Regions from separate parts of the Homo sapiens genome. Here region 1 is linked to region 2. Evidence: chromatin loops called from intact Hi-C (ENCODE). Cell type or tissue: heart left ventricle. All regions are shown on one strand. Links, peaks and the distances in the headings refer to the core of each region. The heading gives the core; the rest is flanking DNA. Region 1 overlaps TOR4A (torsin family 4 member A). Region 2 overlaps EXD3 (exonuclease 3'-5' domain containing 3).

Region 1 (2,863 bases), core at 364-2,863, 130 kb after region 2:
GAAAGATTTCAGCATCCTCCTCAATTATTAACAGACCAGACAGACAAGAAACAAACCAAACAGTAGGTCGTCAGATTTGAACCACACAATTTATTAACAAGCATGATTTGTGGCCTCGTTTATTACCAGCCCCCACCCCAGCACTTGGTGCACATTCTCCTTAAGCGCAGAATTTGGCCTCAAGGTAATATTTTAGGAATAAATAAAAAGAGGCCGGGCACGGTGGCTCACACCTGTAATCCCAGCACTTTGGGAGGCCGAGGTGGGCGGATCACGAGGTCAGGAGTTCGTGACTAGCCTGGCCAACATAGTGAATCACCGTCTCTACCAACAATACAAAAAAATTACCCGGGCGTGATGGCGGGCGCCTGTAATCCCAGCTACTCGGGAGGCTGAGGCAGGAGAATCGCTTGAACCCAGGAGGCAGAGGTTGCAGTGAACCGAGATCGTGTCATTGCACTCCAGCCTGGGCAACAAGAGCAAAACTCTGTGTCAAAAAAAAAAGAAAGAAAGAAAGAAAGAGATAAAATTTCCCCTTAGGTCTGGACCTTTTGATACAAGCCGATGCTCAGCGGGTGTTGTTGACTGACAGGTGGATGAATGGCCCACGCTTGCCGGCAGGTGACACCTCCAGGTGGGTGCTCTGTGGGAAGGGGAGCTGACAGTCCTGGGGGTCCTGCCTGGGGAGCAGTGGGCACCCCAACATTCACCCATGCAGGGACTGGCAAACACACCCCCACTCTGCAGCTCTCTCTGTTACCACCTTGAAGCCAACACGAAGGCCAGACCAGAGCTGGGTGTCCCTCTGTGTGGGCTCCTGGGACAGATACTCGCCTGGGAGAGGTGGGGCTCCTTCTCCCAGCTCCTTCCCCTAGCCCTGGGGTTGGGGTGGACAGAGCTGGGCTGAACTCAGCCCTGGTTCCCAGCGCTGGCTAGCCGGTCCTGCACAGCCCCAGGAGGCAAAGGTTTCCTGGTAGCCCCCACCCCCACCCCGTGGAGCCGGACCCCTCCCCAAGACTCCAGGAGCAGCGGGAGTCCTCAGGACCCTCTGGGCAGGACGGGGCAGCCCTCTCGCTAGCGCTCCCGCCCTGGGCCCAGGACCTGCGCGCCGAGCTCGAGCTCCGCGGAGCCGCTGCCATCCGCCCAGAGATCCCAGACTTTCAAGCGGCCTGAATCCCCGTCTCCACTAGACGGCCCTCGCCCCCGACCACAGACACCAACCACCAGGGCGAGAATGGATGCGAGGCGGGGGAGAGAACAGGACACCCTCCGGGAAGCCGCAGGACCTCTGCTCAGGGAACTAGCGGGGCCCCTCCGGGGACACCGGCGCTGGTGGGCGCGGTCTCCGGGCTGAGTTCAGGCCTCGGGGCCGGAGGAGTCCCACTTGCCAGGGGCGCCCGCCGTGTGCGCTCGACTCGGGGCTTCCGGCGCGGCCCCGCCTCCACCTTCGCGGTGCCCCCACCTCGACGGCGCCCCGCACCGGCGTGAAACCTCCTCGCTGCCCTCTGAGCCCCTTTCGGGACTGGTCATCGCCGCCCCTGCGCTCCTCCCGGGCAGGCCCGGGTTGGGACTGCAGCGGGGCCGGCGGCGGGGACAGAGGATCGGGGCGGCCTGGGGGACTCAGGGCCCAGCCGCGCGCTCAGCCCCCGGCGACCACAGAAGCCACCGGCTGGGCCGGGCGCGCCACAAGGCGGCAGCAGCGGGGCTGCCGGGTGCGTCCCAGACACCGGGGCTGTGGGAGGAGGCGAGAACCGTCCCGAGGCAACCGCCGGCCCCGAGGAGACATGGCGCAAAAAACGCCCAAAGCACCTTCCCCTAAAGCCCCCGTGGGCGCGGTGGGCCCATCCACGGGAGGCGTCCAGGAGGGCTTCCGGGAGGCGGCGCGTGGGGAGTGTGGGGTGTGGGGTCGACTGGCGTGGGGAGGGCGCTCTGCGCAGAGGGTGCGGGTGGGCGGAACTCGGGGCACAAAAGGCCCCAGGGAAAGGGAGGTCGCGCAATCGTGGTGACCAGGGGACTGGCCACGGGCTAAGGGTCCCACGTGCGGAGAAGAGGGGGATGGGGAGAGGCCTAGGCACCTCCCGCTTGCCCCGCGGGCTCTCGGTCACCCAGTAAGCCCAAGCCAGGGCTGGCGGGCCCGGGGTTGGGGGGTCCAGGAAGGAGGGGGAGAGGCTGCCTGAGGCGCCTCCGCCTCCGCTCCCCTCCCCTTACTGTCAAGACACTCCAGCCTTGAGCTCCTGAAAACACGACCTGAGTGAGGGGTGGGGTGGGTGGAGAAGGCAGCCAGAGCCCCAGCACTGTCATGGTTGGCTGTGGCCTCCTCCGGGGTCATCTCCAGGGGGGCCGGAATGAGAACCCCACTTCAGCACTGAGCAACACGCGACCACCCCCAAGAGGCGGGGTCACGTCCCAGCTGTGTGACCCCGGGAATTGTTGGCCCTGAGATCATCCTTGTACCATGGGAACCCACCTCTTGGGGCCACAGGGAGAACGCACCAGACCATGCCTGGGACGCCCAGCAGGGCAATGGGCAAGTTTGGGAGGGAGGTGGCTGCTGTCCTGCCGCCCCCAGGGACAGACTCCGGACTCTGAGGCGGGTGTGGACCTGGAAGCAGAGCTCCAAGCTGATCCGCACCCACCAGCCGGGCAGCCACAAATTCACTAGAAACCTCAGGGGCCTGCACCAGCCCACAAGGTCCCTGGTCGCCCTCCTACTGCCGCCATCAACCCAAACGTCCCGTCCTGCGCCTCCACTACAGGAGGTTCACCGTGGCCACCACCTGCTTGCAGCCGGTGACGGCAAACTCGCGGCCAGCCACGCGGTAGAAGCTGAGCTGCGCGGCCAGGTTCTCCGCGCGGGCCTGGT
Region 2 (2,890 bases), core at 90-2,589:
CTGCTGTCTCCCCCAGAGCCCTCTTTTTTTTTTTTTTTTTTTGAGGCAGAGTCTCACTCTATCGCCCAGGCTGGAGTGTAGTGGTGCGATCTCGGCTCACTGCAAGCTCCACCTCCCGGGTTCACGCCATTCACCTGCCTCAGCCTCCGGAGTAGCTGGGACTACAGGCGCCCGCCACCACGCCCGGCAAATTTTTATATTTTTAGTAGAGACGGGGTTTCACCGTGTTAACCAGGATGGTCTCGATCTCCTGACCTCGTGATCCTCCCGCCTCAGCTTCCCAAAGTGCTGGGATTACAGGCGTGAGCGACCATGCCCGGCCCCCCCACCCCAAAGCCCTCTTAAAAGCCCCTTGGGAGCTTTGGGGCACGTGCAGGGCCGGCCAAATGTTGGAGGAGACACATCCAGGCGCCCAGAGGAAGAGTCACTGTTGGGTTTTAGTAAAACACCCACGCAGCGCAGTCGAACGTGAGGAGGAGGGGCTGGGCTTCAGAGCTTTCTGGAGACACAGCAAGGAGGTTGGGCCAGGGAGACCCTTGGAGGCCTGAGGCTGGGAGACCACAGGAGGCATGAGGGTGGGAGATCCCCAGAGGCATGAGGCTGGGGAGACCCCCGGAGGCGTGAGGCTGGAAAACCCCTGGAGGCTTGAGGCTCCGCATTTGTGTGCTGCGGGGCCTGGGGTGTCCATGGTGCCCAAGGGGAAAGCCCCCTCCGGCCTCCCCCCAGACCCTTTGCTGTGCCCCTCCCGCCTCCCGCCTCCCGCGTGTGTCCTTGGGTCCAGCCGGCGCATCCAAGACCTCGAATGCCTGTGGACCCGTGGGCTCCAGTGACGGAAGCACTGGGCACTTCTCCCACTCCAGCTGGGCCGTCTTCAGAACCAGGCCAGGAGCCGCTGCGTTGGGGTTTATGCTTGGATGGTGGACGGCCGTGGGTGTGTCTGGGGGGCCGCACTCTGGGGTCTGGAGCTGCGTCTCCATCCTTCCCTGTCAGGGACCCTCTGAAGGGCCTGCGGGCCACCAGTCACCCTCCCTTAGCCAAGGGATCCCGGGAGATGGGGGCGGGGACGCTGGGTTCTGGGTTGTGGGGCTGGCAGGGCAGAGCCCGAGAGCGGCCAGACCTGCCCTTTGCACGGCACAGAGGCCCCCAGGAAAGGGCCTGCGGTGAGCCGGGGGCAGATGGCCCCTTGGGGGCCAGGACCTCAGGTGGGTGGGCTTCGCGGGGGAGCAGTCACCTCTGCGGTATTTAGGGCAGGCGGACAGAGGTGGAGGGGCCGCCCCGTGTTCGCCGCGGCCGCCGGGCTGGGCTCTGCCTGCAGCGCTGGCCTGGTGGGAAACGGAGACCCAGCCTGGGCGTGCGGGTAGGGGAGGCGCCTGGGACCGACGCGGCTGAGACGGAGGAGGCGCTGCCGGGTTCCACCAGCAGAGGGGCCCAGAGACCGGCCCGGACGCGCGGCGGTCGGCGTGGGGTGCCCGGGACTGGCTGCTCCGCAGGCCGCCCCCGCCCGCCCGCTCCGGTGCCTCTGTGAACGGGCGGGTTTGCTGGCGAGCGTTCTGGCCTCCACCACTCCGGGTGCAGCAGATGCGGGGCCTTCCCGGTCACAGGACCCTGGGACGCTGGGAGGCAGTGTTGGCTCCGCACCTCTCTCGGAGCCTGACGGCCTGGCTGGGGCTGCCCCGTCGGGTCCCCGCAGCGCGCAAGGCCGTCCCCAGCCTGCTGAGGGGGGACGGGCTGCACTCCTGGAAGGGAGGGGTGGGGGCTGAGGAGCGGCCTGGGGTGGGGGTCGGGACACAGACACCCCAGAGGAGGGCTGGGGAGAGGGTCTACCGCCCACTGAGGCTGTGGCCGGGGGAGTACTGAGAGCCCAGGGAAGTTTCCAGAAGCCGCTGGGAGTGCCCGTGGGAATGGAGGTGGTGGTGGGGGACCTGCTGCCTTTATTCATTTGCTCATCAGACACCATCAGCGCCACTAATGCCGCTGCCGTCTGGGGGTCGAGGGGTGCGTTGGTGCAGGAAGCCAAGTCCACCCTCCAGACGGCCACGGGGCACGCCAGGGGCAGGAGTGTTGGCCAAGAGCAGCCGTCGCCTCTGCCGTTTGGGACAAGACAAACAGAGGTGGAGCGGCCTCCTGTCAGGGCCTCCCTGTGCGATGGGGGTGTCACGAGGCTCACCCCGCCCTGGCTGCACTCAGCCCCCAGCTCTCAGCTCCAGATAACTTGCTGCCAGCCACCCTGGTTCTGTGCAGGGGCCTCATTTTTCTTTCTTTTCTTTTTCTTTTTCTTTTCTTTTTCTTTTTTTTTTCCTTTTTCCTTGCCTTTTATTTTCTTTCTTTTCCTTTCCTTTTCTTTTCTTTTCTTTCTTTTCTTTTTCTTTTTTGGAAACAGGGTCTTGCTCTGTCACCCAGGCTAGAATGCAGTGGCCCAATCTTGGGTCACCGCAGCCTTGACCTCCTGGGCTCAAGCGGTCCTCCCACCTCAGCCTCCTGAGTAGCTGGGACTACAGGTGCATGTTACCACGCCCAGCTGATTTTTTTTTTCATAGGATGGGGTCTCACTATGTTGCCCAGGCTGGTCTCAAACTCCTGAGCTCAAGTGATCCTCCCGCCTCGGCCTCCCACAAGGCTGGGATTACAGGCGTGAGCCACCGTGCCCAGCCAGTTTCACGTTTTATTCACTCTTCAGAGCACAGAGGCCTCTGCCTGGCATTGGGGCACGGGCAAGGTGTCTGTGGGCAGCGGGTCCCACCAAGGGTTCCAGGGCAGCAGATGGTAGGCAGGGCGGGGAGACCATGTGCATGGTACCCACCCCTGTGCCGGCCGGCAGGAGAAGCCAGGCTCATGCTGAGTCAGGCTAACTCTAACATTTATCAGGAACTTGATCTACTTCAATGTGATG

What was found. A loop is a pair of places that touch in the nucleus more often than their neighbours do. Peaks named below come from ENCODE experiments on the same cell type or tissue, not always from the same donor. Only the 100,000 strongest peaks of a DNase experiment are listed, where the experiment ranks them.
Region 1: it touches region 2 in a loop (3-fold over the local background); 70 of 110 quality-filtered maps call a loop at or near these places.

The regions. Positions count from the first base shown.
Region 1 is chr9:137,279,849-137,282,711 of GRCh38, reverse strand. TOR4A (torsin family 4 member A) reads right to left here. Exons shown (of 2, transcript NM_017723.3): 2 at 71-2,863. The coding sequence ends at 2,751. Among named protein-coding and RNA genes, the nearest start is that of TOR4A, 3.6 kb to the right of the region's middle. RefSeq lists a silencer at 1,521-1,760. In heart left ventricle, for the core only: a CTCF peak has its summit at 1,683 (motif pointing right); DNase peaks (open chromatin) are centred at 1,721 and 2,093.
Region 2 is chr9:137,405,699-137,408,588 of GRCh38, reverse strand. The region is part of intron 1 of EXD3 (exonuclease 3'-5' domain containing 3); the gene reads left to right. Among named protein-coding and RNA genes, the nearest start is that of EXD3, 16 kb to the left of the region's middle. RefSeq lists silencers at 1,291-1,650, 1,691-1,770. In heart left ventricle, for the core only: a CTCF peak has its summit at 1,426; DNase peaks (open chromatin) are centred at 808, 1,148, 1,438 and 1,978; H3K4me3 peaks cover 1,607 bases; H3K27ac peaks cover 1,172 bases.